Regions from separate parts of the Homo sapiens genome. Here regions 1, 2, 3 and 5 are each linked to region 4. A link is a contact called in ENCODE Hi-C or POLR2A ChIA-PET data. All regions are on one chromosome and are shown on one strand. The core of a region is the stretch at or near the end of the contact, and the rest is flanking DNA. Distances in the headings are between cores, read along the strand shown. Region 1 holds the start of CCDC62 (coiled-coil domain containing 62). Region 2 holds the start of LINC02985 (long intergenic non-protein coding RNA 2985). Region 3 overlaps CFAP251 (cilia and flagella associated protein 251). Region 4 holds the start of ZCCHC8 (zinc finger CCHC-type containing 8). Region 5 overlaps MLXIP (MLX interacting protein).

What was found. Hi-C counts contacts between places; a loop is a spot of excess contacts on that map. ChIA-PET counts read pairs that join two places held with the same protein, here RNA polymerase II (POLR2A). Pooled maps may share reads with other maps.
Region 1: a loop to region 4 is called in a map of naive thymus-derived CD4-positive, alpha-beta T cell, with 16 times the contacts of the local background. The contact joins the promoter of CCDC62 here to the promoter of ZCCHC8 in region 4. A Hi-C loop is called at or near these places in 2 of 168 maps with a recorded cell type or tissue (naive thymus-derived CD4-positive, alpha-beta T cell and thyroid gland) and 6 of 50 pooled maps. POLR2A ChIA-PET finds 5 or more read pairs at or near these places in 14 of 52 experiments (B cell, CD4-positive, alpha-beta T cell, CD8-positive, alpha-beta memory T cell and 9 more).
Region 2: a pooled map shows a loop between it and region 4 (4-fold over the local background). The contact joins the promoter of LINC02985 here to the promoter of ZCCHC8 in region 4. A Hi-C loop is called at or near these places in 7 of 50 pooled maps. POLR2A ChIA-PET finds 5 or more read pairs at or near these places in 2 of 52 experiments (T-cell and activated CD4-positive, alpha-beta T cell).
Region 3: a loop to region 4 is called in a pooled map, with 6 times the contacts of the local background. The contact joins the enhancer-like site here to the promoter of ZCCHC8 in region 4. A Hi-C loop is called at or near these places in 2 of 50 pooled maps. POLR2A ChIA-PET finds 5 or more read pairs at or near these places in 3 of 52 experiments (OCI-LY7, T-cell and activated B cell).
Region 5: POLR2A ChIA-PET joins it to region 4 with 11 read pairs in activated T-cell. The contact joins the enhancer-like site here to the promoter of ZCCHC8 in region 4. POLR2A ChIA-PET finds 5 or more read pairs at or near these places in 4 of 52 experiments (activated CD4-positive, alpha-beta T cell, activated T-cell and naive thymus-derived CD8-positive, alpha-beta T cell).

Annotation. Positions count from the first base shown.
Region 1 is chr12:122,773,309-122,776,014 of GRCh38, forward strand. It overlaps CCDC62 (coiled-coil domain containing 62), which reads left to right and starts at 1,264. Exons shown (of 13, transcript NM_201435.5): 1 at 1,264-1,398. The coding sequence starts at 1,363. RefSeq lists silencers at 1,102-1,311, 1,834-2,128 and enhancers at 1,411-2,104, 1,492-1,631.
Region 2 is chr12:122,062,030-122,064,729 of GRCh38, forward strand. LINC02985 (long intergenic non-protein coding RNA 2985) reads left to right here and starts at 1,261. Exons shown (of 4, transcript NR_135044.1): 1 at 1,261-1,502; 2 at 2,521-2,653. BCL7A (BAF chromatin remodeling complex subunit BCL7A) reads left to right here. Exons shown (of 6, transcript NM_001024808.3): 6 at 1-15. RefSeq lists silencers at 874-1,168, 2,089-2,238 and enhancers at 2,034-2,328, 2,279-2,508, 2,649-2,698.
Region 3 is chr12:121,990,945-121,993,644 of GRCh38, forward strand. All of the region lies in intron 19 of CFAP251 (cilia and flagella associated protein 251), which reads left to right. Among named protein-coding and RNA genes, the nearest start is that of BCL7A, 30 kb to the right of the region's middle. RefSeq lists enhancers at 91-140, 1,223-1,322. Within about 2 kb of position 1,292, at least 13 of the 41 ENCODE cell types and tissues checked have a DNase peak (open chromatin) inside an H3K27ac peak, as active enhancers do; they include OCI-LY7, where a contact is called at or near this core.
Region 4 is chr12:122,499,654-122,502,401 of GRCh38, forward strand. It overlaps ZCCHC8 (zinc finger CCHC-type containing 8), which reads right to left and starts at 1,279. Exons shown (of 14, transcript NM_017612.5): 1 at 989-1,279. The coding sequence starts at 1,187. RefSeq lists enhancers at 247-938, 939-1,632, 1,128-1,207, 1,408-1,467, 1,518-1,697 and 1 more and a silencer at 838-987.
Region 5 is chr12:122,107,208-122,109,943 of GRCh38, forward strand. The region is part of intron 1 of MLXIP (MLX interacting protein); the gene reads left to right. Among named protein-coding and RNA genes, the nearest start is that of MLXIP, 30 kb to the left of the region's middle. RefSeq lists an enhancer at 1,583-1,902. Within about 2 kb of position 1,478, at least 17 of the 41 ENCODE cell types and tissues checked have a DNase peak (open chromatin) inside an H3K27ac peak, as active enhancers do.

The sequences.
Region 1 (2,706 bases), core at 14-2,513, 270 kb after region 4:
ACCCATCTCTACTAAAAATACAACAAAGGTGGCGTGGTGGCGGGCACCTGTAATCCCAGCTACTCGGGAGGCTGAGGCAGGAGATTTGCTTGAGGCCAGAGGCAGAGTTTGCAGTGAGCCGAGATTGTGCCATTGCACTCCAGCTCAGGCAACAAGAGCCAGACTCCATCTCAAAAAAAAAAAAAAAAAAAGTTTTTTAGAGGTGGGTGTCACCATGTTGCTCAGGCTGGTCTCAAACTCCTGAACGCAACAGATCCTCCTACATTGGCCTCCCAAAGTGCTGGGGTTACAGGCCACTGCGCCCAGCTTTCTTGATTTTAAATTCTAAGACATTGCTTTGGTCTCCCAAACATGAGCCTATCAGTAAAGCTTCAAAATAAGAAATCTTAATTTTGTTTTTCCATTTTCAGATTGTATTTTTTGAACACAAGGGCATGTTTTGGCATTTCATATTCAACCAAAAAGTAAAGTTGAAACCCTGTAAGACCGACCGTATTTAGTAATTGTGTTGCTGTCTGATGGGTTAAGCATTCAGGGATGGGCAGCCGGGGCTGAAGTGTGATAAGCCTTATTTTTTCCTAGTCCCGTTCCCACATCTTAGGAAGAGTGAAAGGGGGATGAAGAGGTGACTATGGAAGAACAGGTGAAAAAGCTTAGATTCAACCCAGAATATCGTAGATTTTGTCATGACAAAGTACCGTGGTTCTCCTCATTGCTTTTCAGGAGCTCCCAAGAGTAAATTTCCCCCTCTTCATCTGTGATTCTTGGTTTAAAGTATCAAAGGTGCTAGGGTAGCCCGCAACTGTTATCCCCGAGGGCTGGGCTCTGCCTCCACGCATTCGAGTGTCAGGTCCTGTTCTGGGAGCCAGCTACACAGGAGCGAGCACGGCCGAGCTCACGGTTATTAGGGGGAAGATGGAAGATAGGGAAGTGAGCAACTCAAATGTCATAAACCAGAGTGCTGGGGGCGGCGCAGCAGCCTTTATTGACTTCTTCATTCTCTGGGTAGTGGTGAACAGCCGGTTCTTTCAGGCCTTCCAGCGCCGGAGCCTCGGGCGTGGGCAAAAAGCGTCCATACGCAGCCTGAGCCACTTGGGAGCCCCCAGTTTCCGAGGCAGAAGAACAGTGCCCACCAGCGCAGCGGGGCTGCGGCCCGGAAACCCTGGCGGGGAGCCCCGAGCCCCGGCGGGCGCACGCCGCGTGGGCACCAGGCAGGCGGTTGGAGTACGGGGCGGGGGTCGGCCGAGGGCGCGGGGCCCCGGGGCTCCGGGCTCGCCCCCGCCGCTCGGGGCAGGCGCGCCGATGGCGTTTCTGAGGTGACGCCGCCCACACCGGGCTTCTCCGGGGGCGGAGGAAACACCTATGAACCCTCCGGCAGCCTTCCTTGCCGGGCGCCAGGTAAGCAGCGGTTCCGGGCGCGGCGGGGCGCCGCGGGAACGGTGCACATTGGTCGAAATCTATTGCTTCTCAAGAACGGTGTCTACTTAAAATGTGAAACAGGCCGGGCGCGGTGGCTCACGCCTGTAATCCCAGCGCTTTGGGAGGCGGAGGCGGGCGGATCACGAGGTCAGGAGATCGAGACCATCCTGGCTAACACAGTGAAACCCCGTCTCTACTAAAAATAAAAAAAAAAAAATTAGCCGGGCGTGGCGGCGGGCGCCTGTAATCCCAGCTACTCGGGAGGCTGAGGCAGGAGAATGGCGTGAACCCGGGAGGCAGAGCTTGCAGTGAGCCGAGATCGCGCCACTGCACTCCAGCCTGGGCGACAGAGCGAGACTCCGTCTCAAAAAAAAAAAAAAAAAAAAAAAGTGAAACAATACACTAGAGGAAAACGGCGTCACGACCGTTTCCTTAACCCAATAACACCTTGTTATTCAGCCCGGGCCACAGAGTAGCGCGTACCCGGTGCTTACTGTTTAAGGAGGACGATTGGCGTCTGGGGAGCTGCTTTCCCATTTACCTCTCAGGGTGTCCTTAATTTACACAACCTGGCGAGTAGAGGAAGGAGCTCTCACAACTCCACTGTACCAAAAAGTCTGGAAGTGGGCTTGCCCAAGGTTCGCGTCCATCAGTGTAAGACGACCTGCCTTTGTGTACTCGGCTTACTGCCTGTTTTCCTGGAGTGGAATATGTGCTCCTTGCCTGGAGGTCTGTGGCCCAGCCACTGGCGCTCAATAAATTATTTGTTGAGTGCATGAATGAAGGGCTAACCCAACACTGGAATTCAAGCCTTGGGACTTGAAATCCCTTGACTCCAAATTCCATTTTCCTTGTTAAGACTAGCAACTGTAATTTATTCATCATTCTTATTTATTTATTTTTGAGACAGGGTCTGGCTCTGTCCCCAGGGCTGGAGTACAGTGACGCAATGTCGGCTTACTGCAGCCTCTGCTTCCCGAGTTCAAGCAATCCTCCCGCCTCAGCCTCCCAAATAGCTGGGACTACAGGCTCCCACCACCATGCCGAGCTAATTTTTGTGTTTTTAGTAGAGACAGGGTTTCGCCATGTTGGCCAGGCTGGTCTCGAACTCCCGACCTCAGGTGATCTGCCCACCTCGGCCTTCCAAAGTGCTGGGATTACAGGCGTGAGCCACTGAGCCCAACCTCATTATTCTTGTTTATTTACAAATCTTACTTTTCAAAAAGCAGTAAGGAGGTACAAAGGGCCTCTGTTGAACCTTTAATTACTGTCTTTAAGGTGGAACTC
Region 2 (2,700 bases), core at 11-2,510, 440 kb before region 4:
ATTTCAAATCATGAATACCTTGTGGTTTTGTCTCATTTTAAGTAAGGTCAGATCGATGGTGACGGTGTCCCTCTCCAGCTGCTCCGGCCTCTCTTGCTTGGCCGTGTGGCCCTGATTCTACAAGACACACAAGTTCCTTGCACACAGGAGCTGTTGCCTTCCATAGTCATAAGAGCTGCCATTATTAAGCACCAGCTGGATGCCAGGCAAGCCACTAGTTGCTCCTTTCTGTGGGCAGGTATTGTTGGCCACCTTGTGCAGGTGAGAAAACAGCAGGACAGTCCCCTGCAGGGCTCTCATGCCGGGTCAGGCCCCCAGGTTGAAAGCCACACCTGAGGCCAGGCGTGGTGGCTCATGCTTGTAATCCCAGCACTTTGGGAGGCCGAGAAGGGCGATCACCTGAGGTCAGGAGTTCGAGACCAGCCTGGGCAACATGGCGAAACCCCGTGTCTACTAAAAATAGAAAAATTAGCCAGGTGTGGTGGCACACACCTTTAATCCCAACTAGTTGGGAGGCCAAGGCAGGAGAATGGCTTGAACCTGGGAGGCAGAGGTTGCAGTGAGCTGAGATCACGCCACTGCACTCCAGCCTGGGTGCAACAGAGTGAGATTCTGTCTCAAAAAAAAAAAAGCCACACCTGATCCGCCTACCCCGAGACCTGGGTTCCAGCAGGGACATGTTTTCAGCTTCCCTGTCTCTGAGGGGACTCTGGATTGTGGTAGGGACTCAGGGGCGTTAGTGCATGGGTGGACTGCAACCTCGGCTTGACTTGTCCTAACAGCCTCTAGTGACTTACATGGTTGGGCTGGAACCAGACCTTTCCCAGGGCTGTGACCCTTTCAGCCCAGACTCCTTCCCCCACGCTGACTTCCCCACCTCTGTCCAGCGTCACCTGGCCCTTGGGTCAGCCCCTAAAGAGAGCTGGCAGGGGTGGGGGTGTTGTGTCAGCGGGTCTAGGCCAAGCTGCACTGCGTGGACCGGCTGCAGGCAGATGCTCTCTCCTGTTTGTTCTGTCTGACTCTCCTTCCTACCCGTTCCTTTTTAACATGTTCCAGTGTTTTTACCAGAATTGGCTGCTCAGCTAAATAAACTCCTGATATGGAAAGTTCAGCCTGACAAAACACAAATCATAGAGGCCTTGTTTGCTTAAGGAAAAAAAATGCCTGAGCTGGCACACGTTCCCGCGCTTCCTTTCTGCCCTCCCTGCGTGTCTGTTCCCAGCTCTCACTCTCTGGATCGGTCCCTCCCTCCTCTCTCTAAGGCTTCTGCCCTTTCCCCCTGCCTCCCTTGTCTCCACCCGCCTAGATCACTGTCTCACAGTCATTCTGTGGAACTTCCTCTGTGTCTCTCACTGGAGCCGCCTAACTTCCTCTCCCACCTCCCTTCATCAAGGAGCAGTCTCATGCCCAGGAGCTAGAAATGTAGGCTTTGCCGGCATTGGTTGAGCTGTGCTGGGCCCTAGGCAGCGATGACTCAAACTTGACCCTTAACCCCCAGGCAGGTAAGTGAGCCGCAGTGCTTTACGATGCCGACCACAGTTTGGAATTAGGGGATACAGACATTCTGATGGCAAGGGTCAGGGAATCTCCTAGGACACTGGAGGAATACCAGGCCTGGGGCTAAGCAGCTCGTTTTTCCTTTTTGACACAAAGGAGGGGCTGGAGGCTTCTGAGCCAAGGCTCTGCTGGACTAGGGATGGTGTTGCCAATGAATAGCATGGATTGGAAAAGACCAGACTGGAAGTGGGAGCCGGGCAACTAGGGAACTGGAACAATAGGCCAAGCGGGGGGCCAGCGGTTGGCAACAGGGCCCATGTGGCCCCAGGCAATGTGAAGGCGGTCAGTAGGCAGGGAGGTGGGGTGGGAAAGGGATCAGCTGGGGGAGGTAGGCAGAAAAGGCTCAGGTCCAAGTTCCAGGCCATGCTAAGGCAACAAGTGTCACAGAGGTCCGTGGTGGGGCCGAGGATGGACTGCAGACCCTAAAGGCCAAGTCCAACTTCCCTCTATCGCTCCTCTGGGTGAAGAATGCATGTTTCCTCCAGAGTCTCAGATTAGATAGACATCCTTTGACCTTGTCTATCCAGTTCTGTTTCCCTCTTCTTCCCATAGGGGTCTCCCTCCCTCCCCGTCCTTAAGTGGGGCGGGCACTTAGCCCAGGGTGGTGATATGACCCAGTCCTATCCAATCACCATGGTCCCGCCTCCTGGCTACCACAATTGGCTCAGGGATGAGCACGTGGCCCATAGCAGCCCAGTGAGAGTCAGCCCTGGGTGGGAACTGGTGGGAAAGAATTCTGCTGGAGCATCTGGAGTTGCTCAAATGGAGTGGCTGTGGCCATCTTTCCTTACACGTGGGGAGGAATCAGCCTGAGAATGAAACCATCACAGGAAAGGGCTGAAAGACGGTGAGTGTGTGCTTTCTAAGGGCAGCATTTGGGCCTTGGCCCCAGCCGGCCCTGAAGCCAGCACAACCCCCGGAACGTCTCAATTTGTGAGCCAATAAATGCCCTTGATGGTTTAGGCAAGTTTTCACTGGGTCTTACCCGACGTGAGCCCCCACTCCTCCATATGGACCTGTTTTGGACCAATGAGGCATCCTCTTCTGTAGTCCTCAACACGCGGAGCTCCACCACTCCTGAGCAGTGTGACCTCAGGCAAGTATCTTAACCTCTCTGGGTCCCTGTTTCCTCATCTGTATAAT
Region 3 (2,700 bases), core at 42-2,541, 510 kb before region 4:
CCCCAGTGACTAAGATTGAAAACCAGAATGCAGAACTGTTCTAGTAATAATTGAGAGACTTGTATTTCATTGGCTTTGCACTAAACCAAATGCTCAGTAACTACTAGTAAATCGAGTAAAATTAACTAGGGCACTAAATGATTATTCTAAGCTTCTTGTGAGTTTCAAGAGAATTCTTTTTGTGGCCTCACTTGTGTCCACATTATTTACTTCATCATTCATTCATTCATCCATTCATCCATCTATCTATCCATTCAGTAAACATTTCTCTGAGCCTCTATAATGTGCCAGGCTCTGAACTAAGCTGCCGGGGAAATAGAGATGAAAGCTCTGGCTACAGCTTAATGGGGAAAACAGATGTGAGCCCAAAGAATTAGAGCGTGCACCGCAGCTGCCACCCATTATTACTCTCTACTGAAAGTCACAAGCTTGGGGCTGATTCATTTTGGCACCAGTATCACCTCCGTGAACCCCTGTGGTCTAAGAGCAGCAGTATTCAAAGTGTGGTCCCCAGACCAACAGGATTGACTTCACGTGACCTAGGGACTTACAAGAAATGCAAATGGTCAGACCCTATCCCAGACTCAGAAACCCCCCAGGTGGGACCAGCAGTCTGTTTGAACAAGACCTCCCGGTCATTGTGAAGCCTGACATGTCAGCGAGCCTTTGCCTTCCAGCCATGTTTCTCAAGCTTGGCTACGCATTCAAATCATTCGAATGAGAAGCTTCCAAAAATTTGGTCCCCAGACCAATTAAATCAGGATCTCAGCTGGTTGTGGTGGCTCATTCCTGTAATCCCAGCAATTTGGGAGGCCGAGGCAGGCAGATCACTTGAAGTCAAGAGTTTGAGACCAGCCTGGCCAACAGTAGGAACCCTGTTGCTACTAAAAATACAAAAATTAGCCAGCTGTGGTGGCGCGCGCCTGTAGTCCCAGCTACTTGGGAGGCTGAGGCAGGAGAATTGGTTGGACTCAGGAGGTGGAGGTTGCTGTGATCCGAGATCACGCCACTGGACTCCTGCCTGGGCGACAGAGTGAGACTATCATCTAAAAAAAAAAATCAGGTTCTCAGGGAATAGGATCTGGGCCTCAGAACTGTTTAAGCTCTCCAGGTGAATGGAATAAAGCCCCGCCTTAGCAGGCGTGAGAATGCCAATCAAAGGCCAGGCTGACTGACAACCACCAGTGCGTCTGGGCCGCTCAGCTAGGACTCCTGCTTCTCTCAAGCCATCTTCACACGGGGGCGTTCAGAACAAGCTCTGCGTTCTATTTCCAGCTCCGAGGTTCCTCTCCCAAGCATGAACTTTGTTCAGACAAGTAGCAGAACCTGCCTTTTCAACGAACACTTGCGAAGTCGGCTCAGGAAGGAAATGTCAGTGATGCCGAAGCTGCCAACTCCGTGCTTGTTGAGTAGTGATTCTTGATCAGTCATACGGGAAGAGAGAGTAAGAGGTGAATCACATGCTGAGTGGTTTGTGCTGTGAATGTTTGCTGAGCTCTTTGGAACTCTCTGGGTATGAGTAACTCAGGCCCTTATGAATTCCTTTTGTCGTCTTAGTCTCCTGTTCTGAACTGAGTTAAATCATATATTACATTGGTAATTTATATATATTTATATATATTATTTCTTTTTTTTTTCTTTTTCAGACAGGGTCTTACTCCTCACTCCTGTTGCCCAGGCTGGAGTGCAGTGGCACAATCACGGCTCAGTGCAGCCTCCACCTCCCGGGCTCAGGTGATCCTCCCATCTCAGCCTCCCAAGTAGCTGGGACTACAGGCACATGCGCCACCACGCCAAGCTAATTTGTTGTCTTTTTTGTAGAGACAGGATTTCACAGCCCAGGCTGTCTCAAGCTCCTAAAACGATCTACCCACTCCAGCCTCCTAAAGTGCTGGGATTACAGGCGTAAGCCACCCCACCCAGCCAAATTATAATTTATCTTATGTTATGATTACATGTATTGTAATTAGCAAGTGCATAGAAAAATATAATCACAAGAGCTCTCCCTCTCCCTCTCCCACTCCCTCTCCCTCTCCGTCTCCCTCTCCCTCTCCCTCTCCCCACGGTCTCCCTCTCATGCGGAGCCGAAGCTGGACTGTACTGCTGCCATCTCGGCTCACTGCAACCTCCCTGCCTGATTCTCCTGCCTCAGCCTGCCGAGTGCCTGCGATTGCAGGCACGCGCCGCCACGCCTGACTGGTTTTGGTGGAGACCGGGTTTCGCTGTGTTGGCCGGGCCGGTCTCCAGCCCCTAACCGCGAGTGATCCGCCAACCTCGGCCTCCCGAGGTGCCGGGATTGCAGACGGAGTCTCGTTCACTCAGTGCTCAATGGTGCCCAGGCTGGAGTGCAGTGGCGTGATCTCGGCTCACTACAACCTACACCTCCCAGCCGCCTGCCTTGGCCTCCCAAAGTGCCGAGATTGCAGCCTCTGCCCGGCCGCCACCCCGTCTGGGAAGTGAGGAGTGTCTCTGCCTGGCCGCCCATCGTCGGGGATGTGAGGAGCCCCTCTGCCTGGCTGCCCAGTCTGGAAAGTGAGGAGCGTCTCCACCCGGCCGCCATCCCATCTAGGAAGTGAGGAGCGCCTCTTCCCAGCCGCCATCACATCTAGGAAGTGAGGAGCGTCTCTGCCCGGCCGCCCATCGTCTGAGATGTGGGGAGCGCCTCTGCCCCGCCGCCCCATCTGGGATGTGAGGAGTGCC
Region 4 (2,748 bases), core at 29-2,528:
AAAATAAATCGCGCTTCACAAACCTTAAAAACTGATATACTGACTGGGCGCCGTGGCGGGCGCCTGTAATCCCAGCTATTCGGGAGGCTGAGGCAGGAGAATCGCTTGAACCCGGGAGGCGGAGGTTGCAGTGAGCCGAGATCGCGCCACTGCACTCCAGCCTGGGCAACAGACTGAGACTCCATTCCCCGACCCCGTCCCCCTAAAAAAGCTAACATATCAGCCACTTTCAGTTCTCTACAAATTTTAAAAGGAAAACTACCCGAACCAAAGTTATCTATCTACCTATAAAACTCTACGAACGTAAAAAAAAACATACTAGCAAATCAAGAAAAATCTGCAATCTTGTAACTCAAGTCTAACAGAAACTTCTTTGGCGCGTTTTCCTCAAGGCGTTGCAAAGCATCTTCAGCACAGAAGCGAGCTCCGAGTGGAAGAACTCTAAAATTAATCCCCAATTTTAATCAAGCAATTAACCAATTATCTCAGCACACCCGGATTCCTTGAGGCCCCCAACTCTGCATTCTGGGACCACTAGCGTTTGCCCCGGTATAAAAACCGATCCCGCGTCTAAGCAGCCGGTATTTCATCACCTACAACTGTAACATGACGGCACAATTTGAGCGTGGCTGCGAAATATGAAACCTCACCACGACCTCAAACAGAGGGGGGCAATTAAGGGCTTGTGTACAATCTGTCAGGTGAGCAGCCTAAAATAACCCTAAACACGGCACCCGGGTGGGAGGCAGGAGTGGGTCTGGTCAGGAGACGGCCTCCCTGAGGGGAAGAGGTCTGCGCCGAGGCAGCCTGCGCGCCCCGAACCCTAGACTCTCGGTCCGCCGGCGGGTGACAGAAAGCACTTGGAATTCTGGCCCTCCTGGAACTTCCGCCCGCGCCCTCGCCCTCGCCCGGCGCTGCCCCGGCCCCACGCCTGGCGCTGCCCCGGCCCCACACCCGGGTGACAGGGCCCAGCGAGAGGAAAGGATATTCTCGGCGCGGAGCTGCTCGATGGTCTCCTCGCACTGCCGAAGCCGCTCCCGTAGCTCCGCGTCGCCGACCCCATTTTCGTCCTCCTCGTCGCCGTCGTCGTCCTTGAAGCGAGTGTGAACGGGCTTCGGAATCGACTCCTCTGGGTGGTCGAACGGCTCGAAGAGCTCTAGATCGCCAAAATACACCTCTGCGGCCATTTTGGGCTGTGGAAAAGATTCGAGAAGAGGCGGAGCCGGCCACCAGGGCTTGGGGAAGAAGGTTGGAAGGCGGCACCACTCTCTAGAGCTCTGGCCGCACGGAGCCACCCGCTAGGGTTTTCTCCAGACGCAGGCCGCGAAAGCTGCACACGGGGCGGGGCCAGTCGCTAGAGACTACAACTCCCGGAATGCAGCGGGGCCTATCGGGCTTGCGATTGCCCGGAGGACGGCATGCTGGGACGTGTGGTTTCTAAGCGACTGGTACTCATTGTCTGCATTGCATCCTGGGATTGGTGCTTTTTGAAATGTGAAGAAAGCTGGAGTAGGTCAGAATGCGCTAAAGCAATCTGGGGGCAGGGCGGGGTGGCTCACACCTGTAATACCAACTACTCGGGAGGCAGAGGTGGGAGGATCACGTGAGCCCAGGAGTTGGAGACCACCCTGGGCAACAGAGCGAGACCCAGACACTACAAAAAAATATAAAAATTAGCTGGGCGATTGTAGTCCCAAGTACTCGGCAAGCTGAGGCGGGAGGGTTTGAGCCCAAGAGGTCGAGGCTGCATTGAGCCCAGATGGCGCCACTGCACACCAGCCTGGGAGACAAAGCAAGACCCTGTCTCAAAAAGAAAAAGAAAAACAAAAACCAGTATGGGATGTTCCTGTTAGGCAACTAAGGGTGAAAAATCAGAGCACGACGCATAGCTTCTCACAGATTCTGGTGTGCGTGCCACACCAGAGAATAAGGAACTCCATAGCCTGAAAGGGAACTGAATAAAAATAAACATAAAAGAGAATAAGAAACTCCAGCTTTGCTACAGAGATGACTGTTGTAGATTAGTTTATTGAGCTTGCTTCGTTTTTAATGTAAGATTAGCTAGACTCAACTATTTGTCTGTTGAGGCTTTCTGTCATTCAATCACATTATTTACTTACACCTTCGATGGGCCAGGCACTTGTCTAGGACCTGAGTATGGTTACAAGAGTAACCACAATAGAGTAATTCCTCCTCTCACGAAGGCTGTAGTCCACAAAAAGCAACAAAAACCCCATAATTATAAATGTTCCTGTTCTTGGGTCGAGATGGTTGTTGATGGATATTGATCACACAAAGAAATGTGGGCCGGGGGCGGTGGCTCACATCTGCAACCCCAGCACTTTGGGAGGCCGAGGCAGGTGGATCACGAGGTCAGAAATTCAAGACGAGCATGACCAACATGGAGAAACCCTGTCTCTACTAAAAATACAAAAATTAGCCAGGCGTAGTGGCACACGCCTGTAATCCCAGCTACTCAGGAGGTTGAGGAAGGAGAATCGCTTGAACCCGGGAGGCAGAGGTTGCAGTGAGCCGAAATCGTGCCACTGCACTCCAGCTTGGGCGACAGAGCAAGACTCTGTCTCAAAAAAAAAAAAAAAAAAAAAAAGGTGAAAAACACAGGAAGTTATGAATATTTAACAAACACCCTAGTCTGTGGGAGTCAGTAAAGTGAGGAAGTGAGACTTTAAGGATCGGCAAAGTTGGGGGTGGGAGGATGGAAGAGTGTCTTAGGTGTAAGGACCACCA
Region 5 (2,736 bases), core at 228-2,727, 390 kb before region 4:
GGGAGCTGGGGGTTCAGGTGACAGGACAGCTGTGAAACCCCCAGCTGCAATTCCTGTGTAAGGGCTAATAAAGACATTTCTGCCTGTGCTGTCGCTCTTGGTGGGATGCATTTGCATTTTCCTGGATGTACCTAATCTCACAGCTCTGGTGCTCTCCAGCTCCGCAGCACCTTTGTTCAGCATCCCCCCACAGTCGTTCCCCCTCTTCCCATCCAGAGTCACGGTGAGGCTTGGCCACAGTGGCCTAGAGGCTTTAATTGTGCGGTTCCCACAGCACAGTGAGTCAGACAGCCCTGAACGTCTTGGGAAGCATCAGCTGAATGTATGAATTCTTTTTACTGAGAACCTCCTGTGTTCCAGATAGAAAGTCAGTCTGCTCTAAATACCTGGCTTCATTTCATTCTTACCACAGCTCTGTGAAGTAGTTTTCTTTTTTTCCCAAAGAAAGTGAAGTTCTGAAAGGCCAGGTGTCTGTCCAAGGCTGCAGAGCTGGCAGGCAGTTGGACACTGACTGCCCTCTCCCGGCTCTCCTGTGGCTGGTGGTGACAGGGTGGTTAGAAAAGTGTCTTTTCCGAGTTGGCCCTGATTGAAAAGGGGGATTTGGGGGGACATTGTCCTCCCCCAGCTCTCCTGTGACCAGTGGTGACAGGGTGGTGATAAAAGCATCTTTCTGAGTTGGCCTTGATTGGAAGGTGGGGGGTTGCGGGGACACTGCCCTCTCTGGCTCTCCCCTGGCCGGCGGTGACTAGGTGGTAATAAAAGTATCTTTCCAAGCTGACCCTGATTGGAAGGTGCGCCATGTGTCCCCTGCGAAGGGCAGCCTGGCCTGTGATGCTGCTGATGGAGAAGATGAATTTTTATGACATTAAGACAGAATCAGGGCCGAAAGGGGTGGTTCACACCTGTAATCCCAGCACTTTGGGAGGCTGAGGCGGGTGAATCACGAGTTCAAGAGATCAAGACCATCCTGGCCAACACGGTGAAACCTCGTCTGTACTAAAAATACAAAAATTAGCCAGGTATGGTGGCGGGCATCTACAATCTCAGCTACTCAGGAGGCTGAGGCAGGAGAATGGCTTTAACCCAGGAGGCAGAGGTTGCAGTGAGCTGAGATAACACCACTGCAACTCTAGCCTGGCGACAGAGCGAGACTCCATCTCAAAAAAAAAAAAAAAAAAAAAGACAGAATTAGATTTCCTCAGTAAAATCTGGGATTTTGCCATCAGAGGAATCATATTATCATTCTTCCTTATGTCAGGAAAGGGTAGCAGGCCCTTGTACATAACACGAGGACTGAAACTTTATAGTCAAAAAATCAACATAAATGGTTGGCTTCAAGTTTTGTTCATAATTACTCTCTCCCTGCTCGACTCCTCCCCACCTCTAAATGCACGCTGGCCCCCAAAGATCTGCAGGAAGGAGAAGACACAAAATCTCCTTCCCATGTGGGTCACGCCCTTTCATTAGTCCGTGAGCTCCTGCAAGGCCTGTGTTTTGCTTTCACTTGTGTGTGGAGGGAACCAGCAGTACATCAGGGACTTCGGTTTTGAGAAATGAGTGCCCATCACTGTCTAGGCAGACTTCTTTTTCCTGCTCTGTAGTTTTTCTTAAATTATGTGTGTCTTACAAATTCTCATTCCATTTTAGTCTATTCTTCCAGGAGGCCTTCAAGCAGGGGTAAATGAAAGAGAGAGACATTAGTCACTCTGACCTTGACTTTTAGTGACTAAACCTGTGCTCACCCTCATGTGAAACTATAAAAAATATAATTTCCTTTTTAGGTGGCACAATCTCAGCTCACTGCAACCTCTGCCTTCCGGGCTCAAGTGATTCTCCTGCCTCAGCCTCCTGAGTAGCTGGGATTACAAGCGTGCACCACCACACCTGGCTAATTTTTGTATTTTTAGTAGAGATGGGGTTTCACCATGTTGGCCATGCTGGTCTCGAACTCCTGACCTGAAGTGTTCTGCCCACCTTGGCCTCCCAAAGTGCTGGGATTACAAGGCGTGAGCCACCACGCCCAGCTAATTTTTGTATTTTTAGTAGTGACGGGGTTGCACTGTGTTGGCTAGGCTGGTCTTGAACTCCTGACCTGAAGTGATCCGCCCGCCTTGGCCTCCCAAAGTGTTGGGATTATAGGCATGAGCCACTGTGCCCAACTACTTTTTGTATTCTTAGTAGTGATGGGGTTTTGCCATGTTGGCCAGGCTGGTCTCGAACTCCTGGCCTTAAGCGATCCACACTGGGATTACAGGTGTGAGCCACCGTGCCTGGCCCAAATTGTTGCTTTTCACAGACAGGAAAGAAATGTAGATATATGGAATGCTGACAAAGATGTAATCCGTTCATACGTCTCAGGAGAGACAGAAGGGCTGTTTGACCTCAGATGGGTTGGCTGAGGAGATTTGCAGCATGTCTGAAATACAAAAACTGTTTCTACAGCTTGCCTTCGATTTAGAGTAGGCTCCAACTCTTCTGCCCATCCCAAACTCCTTTGCTACTTGGAAGGTTAATAAGTTGACTAAAAAACACCCATGGGAAGAGGATGCAAAGGAGAGATTTAGGTTGACAACTGATTCTCAGTAGCAGATGGGAGAAAGCATCTTTAGCAGGCAAAGGGAAAATGGATTTTATTTTGGAATTTCTATTATGTGATGAGGGCAGTACAAAGTTGTTCGTATGCTTTTTTGAATCCTCTTCCTCAAATAAGCCAGAATCCTGTGGTTGCAGTGGGTG